Linked DNA regions of Homo sapiens: regions 2 and 3 are each linked to region 1. Evidence: chromatin contacts called from ENCODE Hi-C or POLR2A ChIA-PET data. All regions are on one chromosome and are shown on one strand. Each heading gives the region's core, a stretch centred on a gene start or an enhancer-like site at or near the end of the contact. The rest is flanking DNA. Distances are from core to core; before and after follow the strand shown. Region 1 holds the start of STAT5B (signal transducer and activator of transcription 5B). Region 2 holds the start of ODAD4 (outer dynein arm docking complex subunit 4). Region 3 holds the start of PLEKHH3 (pleckstrin homology, MyTH4 and FERM domain containing H3).

Evidence for each region. A loop is a pair of places that touch in the nucleus more often than their neighbours do. ChIA-PET counts read pairs that join two places held with the same protein, here RNA polymerase II (POLR2A). Pooled maps may share reads with other maps.
Region 2: a pooled map shows a loop between it and region 1 (3-fold over the local background). The contact joins the promoter of ODAD4 here to the promoter of STAT5B in region 1. A Hi-C loop is called at or near these places in 1 of 37 single-sample maps with no recorded cell type and 4 of 50 pooled maps. POLR2A ChIA-PET finds 5 or more read pairs at or near these places in 5 of 52 experiments (GM12878, H1, activated CD4-positive, alpha-beta T cell and 2 more).
Region 3: a loop to region 1 is called in a pooled map, with 10 times the contacts of the local background. The contact joins the promoter of PLEKHH3 here to the promoter of STAT5B in region 1. A Hi-C loop is called at or near these places in 10 of 37 single-sample maps with no recorded cell type and 15 of 50 pooled maps. POLR2A ChIA-PET finds 5 or more read pairs at or near these places in 4 of 52 experiments (B cell, BJ, Caco-2 and 1 more).

The regions. Positions count from the first base shown.
Region 1 is chr17:42,274,861-42,278,525 of GRCh38, forward strand. It overlaps STAT5B (signal transducer and activator of transcription 5B), which reads right to left and starts at 1,531. Exons shown (of 19, transcript NM_012448.4): 1 at 1,388-1,531. RefSeq lists a silencer at 1,164-1,773.
Region 2 is chr17:41,928,563-41,932,438 of GRCh38, forward strand. It overlaps ODAD4 (outer dynein arm docking complex subunit 4), which reads left to right and starts at 2,055. Exons shown (of 12, transcript NM_031421.5): 1 at 2,055-2,275. The coding sequence starts at 2,162. It also overlaps a transcript of ACLY not described here. RefSeq lists enhancers at 1,178-2,081, 1,794-1,883, 2,064-2,163.
Region 3 is chr17:42,675,564-42,679,713 of GRCh38, forward strand. It overlaps PLEKHH3 (pleckstrin homology, MyTH4 and FERM domain containing H3), which reads right to left and starts at 1,431. Exons shown (of 13, transcript NM_024927.5): 1 at 839-1,431. The coding sequence starts at 1,000. CCR10 (C-C motif chemokine receptor 10) reads right to left here. Exons shown (of 2, transcript NM_016602.3): 2 at 3,326-4,150. The coding sequence ends at 3,990. RefSeq lists silencers at 1-91, 1,212-1,271, 1,362-1,611, 2,472-2,551, 2,902-2,991 and enhancers at 1,722-1,821, 1,842-1,891, 2,022-2,101, 2,082-2,583, 2,584-3,083 and 1 more.

The DNA.
Region 1 (3,665 bases), core at 281-2,780:
TATGGCCCAGGCGGCTATCCAACAGCTTTGGAAACCTAAGATCCAAGCAGACCATAAACACCACTTGAAGACTGAAAAAAATGACATAAGCCCAAGTATGATATTCAGTGTCACGCTGGCCCTTTCAAAGGGCATTCCCTGAGGACACTGCAGAGAAAATGTATGGAATTGTATCTAGGCAAAGATCTGTATACTGCACGATGCTTTGGGAAGAGCACGAATCTCAGAGTCCTTGAAGTTTCAATCCCTGGATACTCAACAAACAGCCGTGTCACCTGAGCAGGCCACTTACTCCACCTATCTGGGCCTCAGTTTCCTCATTTGTACAATAAAAGAATGGCATCATCGCTGGGTTCCTTTCCAGCTCTAACATTCTTTGACCCACTTTTGGCACTATTTATTTGATACGAGGTATGGCGGGATCACAGGGACCAAGAAGAAAAGAACTGACTCTGGCTCTTTGGCAAAGAGAGAATCGGTATCTCTTTTAGTCTTTAAAATTCTTGTGCTTTTCATTAATCCCGTCTTTCTAAAAGCTGACACTTGGTTTTCTTCTTTGGCTTTTCCATCACTGCTGGCTACAAGTGTTTGCAACCGCCTCTTGCTCCGTGTGAGTTCTTTCCTCTTTGTTCACCCCGACCATCTTGCCAGATTCCTTTAGCCTCAGACCAGCTTTTGTGATACAACTCCCCTTCCGACTCTCCATATCTACCCCCCGACACCAGGAGCACTTTTAACCCTTTATCCCTGACTAGAAAGAAAAAGCACACTGCATCCCACGGCCACACGCACGAGCCCAGGCCTGGCGGGTCCTGATGTGGGATCCCGCCCCCCAGAGTCTTATCGAAACGTTCGTATTTGTTGTCTTGATTCCTTATAAGGCCCTGTTTCTTGAAGCTTTGCTAATACCCCCCACCGCACCAGGCACCCCCGCAGGCTCATCCCATCCCCGGAGTCCCGGGAACCTCTTTTGAAAGAAAGAAGTTAAAGCAAGGAAGACGGCTGGGGATATTCGGAATTGCAACGTGAAGGTGTGAGGCGGCTGACAGCAGCCCCCTGAGCTCCTATGGGGTCGGCGCGGGGTCCCCACACACCCACTCAGCACACGCGCACGCAGCCTTTAAAGCGCACGCCCCCCGCGGCGCCGCGGCGTTCGCAAGTCCCCCTCGCGCACCCCGCATTGCCCTCAGCCTCCCCGGCAGCCAACCCGGACCCCCTCTCCCCGCGCGCGCCCCTCGCCCAGCGCGCAACCACCGCGGCCCGGGAGTGATGGCGGCGGCGCGGCCCTGACGGGCGGCTGAGCGGCTGGAGCGCGGGCCCCGCCCGGGCTGGCTCCCCGGCCTGGCTCCCCCGGCCCCGGGCCCAGGGCTCGCCCCGCAGCTCCTACCTCGCTCGGCCCCTCGGGCGCCCGCGGCTGCTCCGGCCCAGCTGTCTGGCTTGCCCGCCCGCCCGCTCGCTCCCTCCCTCGGCCGGGCCGCCGCGCGGAGTTGCCTGCGCTGGGTCCCCGCCCGGGGTGACGGCTCCGGCCGCCGACTCTCCTCCCGCCGGGGCCCGCGGGGGCGCGCGCGCCGCTCACGCGCGGAGGCCCAGGGACGCGCGCCGCTGGCAACCCGGAGCGCGCCCCGCTTCCTGGTTCCGCCCGGCGCGCGCTCGCTAGCCCGCTGTCCCTCGCGCCCCCTCCGCGACCGCCCTTGAAGGACCCGGACCCCCTCGGCACACCCGAGGTGGCGGCGCGCTCGGCGGTGCCGGTGCCGGCGCCGCGCGCACCCCCTTTCTGCGGCGGTGGGGTGTCTTCCCGGCTCGGCTCCCTAGCCGACGCCGCACCGCAAGCACATGCTGCTTTGTTTGGGTTGGGTCGACCACCACTAGCAGGGCTAGGGCGCACTGTCGTGGTCGTTTTGGTTGGCCCCCTCCGCGGCCCGCCCACCTCTCTCCCTGGGAGCCCAGGCCCGCGTTCCGGGTCCTCTCCCGCCGAGGCCGAGGTCAGAAGTCCACAGGGGCCCCGATCAATAATTATCCTGGGTTTGCCCCCGGGAGGGCGTCTCAGCCAGGGCTCCTGCCGCCTGCATGGGCACGGCAGGAATTCACATTCGCCCAGGCCGAATTCACCTGTCCGAGTTCCAGGGTGAACCTACGGGGGACGGGGCGCCTGGGGCCGGTTCCCTTCCTGGGAAAATCTGGCTGGCTCCCACCAGTCAGAGCTGCGGGAGGGACTGCTCTCTCTAGAGAAGAAAGAATAAACAGGGTCATCTGTAGGATCCAGGGGAAGGGGGTCCCCCAGATCCTTTCCACGTGCTGAGGAGGGGGTTGCGGTTGTGGGAAGCCAGGCTGAGTCACCCACTCTCCTTTCCTCTGCTACGTCTATCTCCCGGAGCTGGCCAGCGGTTTCCCTGGCAACCCTCCAAGGGCTAGCACTAAAGCAAGACATAGGAAAGCTCCAGAAGCCAAGCTGCAGGGGCCAAAAGAGAGAGAAGGACCCCTCCCGCCCCCACTCAGACACACAGAGCTCCCCTGTGTGTATGCAAAACGTTCATGTCCAGAGATGGCCCAGAGCTGCAAGTTCTCCCATAGTCCTCCCTGGGCAGCTCTTTCCAGCGGCCTTCTCTTCACCTCCAGAATGACACCAGCCACAAAGGTCTCCAGCTGGTCAAAAAACCCTTCTCCGCTACCCAGGCCACTGCTGCAGTCCCATACTCTGGGCCAACACCTGGCACAGTGCTTTGCACAGAGTAGGTTCAGGGAGCTTGGAGGCCAGAGAAGGAAGCAGGAAGCAGGATGGATGCGCCAACCAACCCCGAGCTCTCTGGCAATCTCCCTGACAGTTACTGCCCATGATGTTTTGACACTCAGGTGCTCCATGTTCTCCATATTTCTCTTTTATCTTTTCTTTTTCTTTTCTTTTTTTTTTTTTTTGAGACGGAGTCTCTCTCTGTTGCCCAGGCTGGAGTGAAATGGTGCGGTCTCAGCTCACGGCAACCTCCACCTCCTGGGTTCAAGTGATTCTCCTTCCTCAGCCTCCTGAGTAGCTGGGATTACAGGCGCACACCACCACATCCGGCTAATTTTTGTATTTTTGTAGTAGAGACGGGGTTTCACCATGTTGGCCAGGCTGGTCTCGAACTCCTGACCTCGTAATCTGCCCGCCTCAGCCTCCCAAAGTGCTGGGATTACAGGCATCAGCCACCGCACCTGACTCATGTTTCTCTTTCTTGTGAGCTTTCATCCCTGCACACATGCTATTCCCTCTGCCTGGAATGTCCTGCCTTCTTGATGTCTGCCCTTCGGTGACATTTGCTTCAGGCAGCATGACCTCCCTCCTTGTTTCCCACCGCGTTATTCATGCCTCTATTACAGCACTTCTTGTGTTGAAGGACAATTTCATGTTTTCATGTTTCTGTCTCTGTCCCCAAGGGCAGACGCAATATGCTATTCACTTTTAAATCCTCCTACTCGTGTTCAAGCCCAGAACAGACACTCAATAAATATTTTTGGAACAAATGCTATGCTCTAGGAATGCAAATGGAGGTTACAAGGACTATGCAGTCATTAAGAGGACAGGGTCTAGCCCGGTGTGGCGACACACACCTGTGGTCCCAGCTACTGAGGAGGCTAAGGTGGGAGGATCACTTGAGCCTGGGAGGTCAAGGGTGTGATGATTTTTTTTT
Region 2 (3,876 bases), core at 805-3,304, 350 kb before region 1:
CTGCTGGGGCCAGGCACAGTGGCTCATGCCTGTAATCCCAGCACTTTGAGAGGCTGAGGCGGGCAGATCACCTGAGGTCAGGAGTTCAAGACCAGCCTGGCCAACATGGTGAAACCTCATCTCTACTAAAAATACAAAAAATTAGCTGGGCATGGTGGTGTGCACCTGTAATCCCAGCTACTCAGGAGGCTAAGGCAGGAGACTAGCTTGAAACCGGGAGGCGGAGATTGCAGTGAGCCGAGATCACATCACTGCACTCCAGCCTGAGTGACAGAGTGAGACTCCACCATAAAAAAAAAAAAAAAAAAGCTGCTGGAGTTCTGATTGGAACTGCACTGAATCTGTAGATCTCTTCCTTGCAGGAGGTTTTTTTCTGATTAATCCTGGTTGCTCCAGCAACAGTCCTCAACTCATCAATGAGCCCACCTTAACTTAGAACAGGACCAGTTTCACTGCAGGTCCTTAAACCTGTTGCTGCTCCTTAAACACCCTGTGAATGTACACACCTCCAGCCTTTGCACATGTTATTTCCTTTTTTTTTTTTTTTTTTGAGACAGGGTCTTGCTTTGTTACACAGGCTACAATGCAGTGGCCCAAACATGGCTCACTGCAGCCTCGACCTCCCACGCTCAAGTGATCCTCCTGCCTCAGCTTCCTGAGTAGCTGGGACTACAGGCACACGCCACCACACCCAGCTCACTTTTGTATTTGTGGTAGAGACAGGGCTTCGCCATGTTGCCCAGACTGGTCTCGAACTCCTGAGCTCAAGCGATCCTCCCACCTCAGTCTCCAAAGTACTGGGATTACAGGCATGAGCCACCACACCTAGCTCTCATTCTCTACTTACGTCTACTGGGCTCCACCATACTCACCCTCAGCTCAAATATTACCCCTCTATGAACATGTCTCTAACCCATCCCAGACCCTGGCTGAATCATTCATTTGCCTGGGTTTCACACCACTTTGTCCTCATCTCCCTCACAGGCACACAGAACTTTTAATTACTAGTTAATATCACTTAAGTGGCCGTTACTTGTTTATACATCTTTCTCCCCTATTAGATAAAACTCCTTCAAGCAGGGACCATATTATTTCTTATATTTTGAATTAAACCTTTTGAGATAATCATAGATTCATATGCAGTTCATAAGAAATAAATACAAAAGAGATCCCATGTACCCTTTTCCCAGTTTCTCCCAATGGTAACATCCTTAAAAACTTTAGTACAATAACACAACCAGAAAATTGACACTGATACAATCCACTGATCTTACTCAAATATCCCCAGTTTTACATGTATGCCGTGTGTGTGTGTGTGTGTGTGCATTTGTAGTTAAAGACATCTTTTTACTATTTAAACTTTAACAATGACATTAGGACGTTTTGGAAGTAACGTAGTAAAGGCAGTTAAGCAAGCTACTTAGGGTATCGTTGGAGCCCAGAAGAAGCACCTAGTCCACTTTTGGAGGAGTGGTGATGGTGAGGGAATGGGGAAGGACGTCAGAATATGCCTTGGTCAAGGCCCGCTACTAGTAGCTGCTCAAATAACTGCGTTAAATTATGTTGAACCCAACGTTATTTTCCATGTTTTCTTATGCAAATCCTCGCATCCCTGAGTGTTCCATTATTTTCATATTTATTTGGCAGGTGGAACATTCGAGGCTGGGAGCCCTTACATGCCCCGCGAGAGGTCACGCAGTTAGGAAGTGACAGGAGCGAAGTCAGCCCAAGTCTGCTGACTCCAAGCCCAGTGCTCTCTCCCCCTAATGGCGGTACGCCGTGCACATATCCTTACCACGTATGCCTCATCCCTATTCGGAACTTTGCCTCCAACCCTCTTCCTGTTTTCTTGGCTGTCTTACAAGGGAGCCTTTTCAGGCAGCAACTCCAGAGAGAACCGCCAGAGCGTGCAACAGCAAACACTAACCAGCCCAGCCGTCAGCCACGCAATCATCACTCCCTGGCCCAGTGCGCGGCAGAACTGGCGCAAGCGCACGCCGGCAGGTTGTACCCAGAATCCGGGCCCTTGCCAGACGGGGGCGGAACCGGAAGTCGCTGTACATCTCATGGTTGCTAAGAAACGGAGCTTCCACAAACCAGATAGAGGTTCTCCAGCTTTTCTTTGATTGTCTCTGCTTTAGCGTCTCTAAATCCGGTCACCATGTCGGACCCCGAAGGCGAGACCTTGCGAAGCACCTTTCCCTCTTATATGGCCGAAGGCGAGCGGCTCTACCTGTGCGGGGAATTTTCTAAAGCCGCGCAGAGCTTCAGCAACGTGAGTCGAGCTCTCAACCTATCCATCACCCCATCACCCGTCACTTTTTTTTTTTTTTTTTTTTTTTTTTTTTGTGACGGAGTTTCGCTCTTGTTGCCTAGGCTGGAGTGCAATGGCACGATCTCGGCTCGCCGCAACCTCCGCCTCCCGGGTTCAAGTGATTCTCCTGCCTCCACCTCCCAAGTAGCTGGGACTACAGGCGCGTGCCACCATGCCCGGCTAATTATTTTGTCTTTTTAGTAGAGATGGGGGTTTCACTGTGTTGGCCAGGCTGGTCTCGAACTCCTGACCTCGTGATCCACCCGCTTCGGCCTCCCAAAGTGCTGGGATTACAGGCGTGAGCCACTGCGCCTGCCCCCTGCCCTCACCTTTTGATTGCAGATAACACTGAGGTCTTGATGATGCCTGGAGGACCCTGTTGTTTCTATTATTCACTGATTTTTGATGGACACACTGCTGTCACAGATAAGCCCTGTGGTTGGCCATTTTCTACCAGTTCCCACTTGCAATCTCCATTCTCTGCGTTAACAGTGACCTTTTCCTCCACTTTTACTTAAATGTTTCATGATTAACCGGCCTCCTTCCACAGAGCAGCCTTACCTTCCCATCATTTGCTGGCAGATTGGATGGGAGGTTGCATGCAGAAGCCTCAATGTCCCCAGCACACCGTTGCTTATAAAAGGTGGCCAGTAAGCAACATATGATTATTATTATCAATTTTGAGACAAAGTTTTGCTATGTTGCCCAGGCTGGAGTGCAGTGGCAAGATCTCAGCTCACTGCAACTTCCGCCTCCCCAGGTTCAAGCGATTTTCCTGCCTCAGCCTAGGGAGTAGTTGGGATTACAGGCATGTCCCACCACGCCTGGCTAATTTTTGTATTCTTAGTAGAGACAGGGTTTCACCATGTTGGCCAGGCTGGTGTCGAACTCCTGACCTCAAGTGATACACCTGCCTCGGCCCCCCAAAGTGCTGGGATTACTGAGGTGAGCTGCTGCACCAACCAGCAACATTATTATAGTAACCCTAGTATAAATTGCATCATCCCACCCTAAGGGGATTGGGTGATGGTTTTTGTTGTTGTTGTTGTTGTTGTTGTTGTTGTTTTGGAGACGTAGTCTTGCTCTGTCTCCAGGCTGGAGTGCAATGGTGCGATCTTGGCTCACTGCAACCTCCACCTCCTGGATTCAAGTGATTCTCCTGCCTCAGCCTCAGGCACACTGCTAAGCAGACTGGATTTTTGTTGTTGTTAAGATGGAGTTTTGCTCTTCTTGCCCAGGCTGGAGTGCAGTGGCGCAATCTCGGCTCACCCCAACCTCCACCTCCCAGGTTCAAGCGATTCTCCTGCCTCAGCCTCCCGAGTAGCTGGGATCCCAGGCATGCACCACCATGCTCGGCTAATTTTGTATTTTTAGTAGAGACGGGGTTTCTCCATGTTGGTCAGGTTGATCTCGAACTCCCCACCTCAGGTGATCCCCCCCCACCTCAGCCTCCCAAAGTGCTGGGATTACAGGCGTGAACCACCCCACCCAGTGCATACTCAATTTTATAGATTAGGAAATATACAGAAGTTGAGCAACATGCCCAAGGTCGCTAAACTAGC
Region 3 (4,150 bases), core at 181-2,680, 400 kb after region 1:
CGGCCCCGGCGGCGCAGCCCGCCCCACCCGGGCACCGAGCCACTGGGCCTGCTGGGGACCCCTGCGCGGGGGATGGGAGCCTGACCCGGGCCACAGCACACGGGAGTCTGGCCGCCAGTGTGCAGGAGGGATGGGGGAGGAGACGTCAAGGGATGGAGGTCTCCCACACCAATCGTGCCTCCGTTTCCCCACGGGGAGATTCGACAAAACCAGGCAGCAGCCCAGTGTCCCTCACCATCCATCCCCTCAGGGGTTTCCCAGGAGCCTCACCCGGGAAAGCCGAGAGTTCTGTCCTGAGTGGCAGGGTAATGAGGAGGGGTCCTCAAAGAGCTCCCACCTCCCTCTCCTTGGGGTCCCCGCCACAGACCCCAATCCTGGGATGACTTCTCCCCCTCGTCCAGGTCTCCGCAGCGGGAGCTCTCGCATCTGGCCTCCGCACTTGCGAACTGGGAGCGGAGGGGGACCCAGGCGTTCGAGCCGCCCAGCCGGCCTCGCCACATTCCTCGGCGCTGGCGGAGGCGGAAGGAGACGGGATGGGACGCGGGCCCAGCGGGGAAGGGAGAGGCAGGGCCAGGTCGGGCCACGCGTGACGCCTCCCCTGCCTCAGGGCCCCCAGCAGGTGGATAGCGCCCAGCCTGCAGCGGGAGGCCCACAGGCACATCCCGAGTAGGGCTGCTGCTCCGAGAGCTCCCGGGGGCTTTGGCCCCCAGGCAAAAAACTCTCCCTCATCCCTAGTTCGCCAAGCGCGCAGCGTGTGGCTGGAGGCTGGAGCGGATCAGCGTGACGGCCGGTTACAGCGAGAGTGATTGAGACGAGGCTCCGAACCCCCGGGACTTACCCTCCCGCCGCCCGCTGGACTCGGGGTCCGCAGCTCAAAGGTTTCCTCGTCCTCGTCCTCGTCCCCGTCCCCGCTAAGCTCGCCGTCCCCGTAGTCCCGGTGCAGAAGAGTGAAGCCTCGACGGCAGCAGAGAAGCCACCATAGTCCCCCGGGGAGAGGCATCCGGGCGAGGAGCTGCGGATGGGGGCGCGGGCAGCCGCGGCCGAGCAGTAGGGGGTCGGAGGAACTGGCGGGGCTCCGACCCGAGCAGGGGAAAGATGAGGTGGGAGGAGCAGAAGGGAGAAGAGGACAGGGAGGAGGCAGTGTCCTGGGCTGGGGTGCAAGGGGACGCTAGCCAGACGCTGAGGGGGGCTCAGTGTCTGGGCCCCCGGAGGGGGGAGGGGGAAAAGCGTCCAGGGCCCCGGGAGAGGAGGGAGCAATGTCCGGAGCTGGGAAGTAGTGTCCGTTGGAGTGTCCAGCCCTGTGGGGGGCAGTGTCCGGTGCAGCGTCCGAGGTGGGCAGTTGTCCAAGCTCCAGGGAGGGTCGTGTCCGGTAGGGCGTCCGGTGGCCGGGGCCCGGGCCGCGCGCGCTGCGCTCCCTGCAGCCCCGGGACTGGCGCGCTGGGGGCGCGAGCACAGAGCTGGGACCCCGCCCCCCCGGCCCCCTCCCTCCCGGGGGGCCCCCCCTCTCTCTTCTTTCTCTCCTCCCTTCTTTACTAGGCAGGGTCCAGGTTTCGTCACAGTCTCCTCTGTCCAATCCCTGTGCCTGGCGCCGGGCGCGGCTACCAATCAGACGGCTGAAACCGCGTTGGGTTGCATCATGTGCCCCTGGCTTGGTGACAGCGGGGAGGGGCGGGGAAACAGGGAGGGAGGGGACGAGGCTATGTTAGCCACGCCCCAGTCTCTGAGGTCGGACGCGGGGTGCTAGTGACGTCACGGAAGCCCGCCTTCAGGCTCTTGTTTTAACTCTTGGCTCACCAACCAATTAAAAACCCTGTTGAGGAGTTTTGGCACAGGACAGAGGAAAACCCAACTGCCGCTCTCTGAACCCCTGTCTCGTCTCAGGGTCCCTGAGAAAGGGAAACGCCTTGGCTACTAAGAGGATGTCCAGACCTGCGAGGACACAGCTCTGGAGGTGGCCCTCCACGTCTGGGGAGAAGGAGTCCAGTTTCTCCAGTTTCTCGGTCTGATTCAGCTCTCCCCCACCCTTTTTTTTTTTTCTTCCAGACAGGGTCTCGCTGTCTTGCCCAGGCTGGGGTGCGGTGGAGCCATTATAGCTTACTACAGCCTCGAACTCCTCGGCTCAAGGGATCCTCCCACCTCAGCCTCTCCAGGAGCTGGGACTACAGGCGTACACCACCATGCCTGGCTAATTTTTTAAATTTATTTTTTGTAGAAATGGAGTCTCACTATGTTGCCCAGGCTGGTCTTTAACTCCTGGGCTCAAGCGATCCTCCCAGCTTGGCTTCCCAAAGTGCTGGGATTACAGGTATGAGCCACTGCACTCGGCCTCACCTCCTTTTCGAGGTGAAGGAGTTGAGGCAGGCACTCTGGGAAGGTGCAGACCTAGGCCGGAAATAAAATCGAATATAGAGCTCACAGCTCACCGAACTCAGCTGGGGAGACTGACTTGGATTCTAAGGAATTCTGTGGTCTCCGAATACAGTGGAGGCCTCTTAGGGCTAATATCCTGCGGCTCTGTATAGGAAGGGGTTAACTCAGGCGCTAGGCGGCCGGGGCGGGGCCGCGGCCTCCGCGGGCGCGCGCGCGCGTTGCTGACTCAGCGGCGATTCCAGAGATCTTGGATGGAGGGTTCCAGGTCGGTCCCCAGTGGCTGGCGTGTGGGACCCTTTGAGGATCGGCGCCGTCTCCGGGCCTTCCCTGGATCCTGGCCCCTAGAGGCCGTGGGGGACCCCTTTTCGCCGCTGCTGCGGGAGGCTCTGAGGACTGCTAGCCTGGGCAGGGCTGGGCTGGGCGGGGAGGGGCGGGGAAGGGCGGGACGGGCGGGGCCGTCAGGCCAGCACCTCCCTTGAGACCTCCTCGCCACGCCCCGCCCTTCTCGACCCTAGACTCCAGGCTGGAGCGGTGGGGACAGCTTTGCTGACCGATATTAAACCGCGAGAACTGTCGCACGTGAACACCATCCTGCCCGTTGTGATTGTGTAAAACAAAGACCAGGAATCAATGCGAGCGTGTCTAGGAGGCCATCTCGGCCGTGGCCTCTCTCCACATGAGAGTGGCCTGTACTGAGAGATTACCTAGGAATGGAGATACCACAACCATCTTCCAGGTCTGGATCCCAGGCCCTTGCCTGCAGAGAAGTTTTTTCCCATATCCAACCTCTCTCTTTCCGGCCAGCTCAGTGCATTTCCTCTGACCCAGTCCCCAGAGAAGATGGAGAACAGCAAATATCCCTCACCCCCACCACACCCGTGATAACTACTCTGGAAATTTGCAGATTGCAATCCCTCCTAGGTTTTTCTTCAAGGTGGAAAAACTTCAACTCAAATTTTACAATTCATTTTTTCATTTTTTCTTTCCATCACAGACACTAGGAAGGGATTGTAAAGTGGTTATGAAATCCAAACGCCCACCAAAAACGGGAATCCCCTGCCCCTCCCCCTCCCCCCACACCACGCAAAGGCCCACAGCGTCCCCGACAGTCTGAACATTCCAATAGCGGGAACTCAGTATTTGCTAAGGCAGCCATTACTGGAGAGCGCTCTGGTTGTTAGAAAGCTCTTCCTTACAGTATTGCAAGAGGAACCACCGCCCCTCCTTGCCTGGCAGCTTTCCCACCTCACCTCTGTTGGCTGAGGCCAGGTGACGGTGGAGGGGGTGTCAGTGGCTAGAGCTTTAGCAGACTCAGCAGCCCCCCACCCCCACCCAGGCCCTCAGCGTCTTCCACTCAGAGAGCCAAGCGCGGGGCAGGGCGGGGGGTGGGGCGGGGGCGGGGTGTTAACCCACCGGTTCTGCCCCGCCACAAATCACTTCCAAGTCGGTGACTCAAAAATAGTAACAGTTGTTGGGTTGCATCTCATTTCCATGTTATCAATTTAATGTGGCAAGGCACAGAGGTAGTCCCTTTAGGTCCCTGCCTCTTTCTCAGTGTTCCCCCACCTACTCCCCTTTCCCACGACCCTCAGCCTGCCCCCTCCTCTAGATTCGCAGCCCTAGTTGTCCCAGGAGAGACTGTGGGTCTCCGTGGGAGCTGAGCAGGAAGAAAGGCGGGGCCGGCGGGGGCAGCCGCGGCGGGGTTGAGGCCCTGAGGGGCAGCTCCCACCCCGTAGCAGCCTCCGCAGGTCCTGGCGGAAGCGCAGGCCCAGGAAGGCGT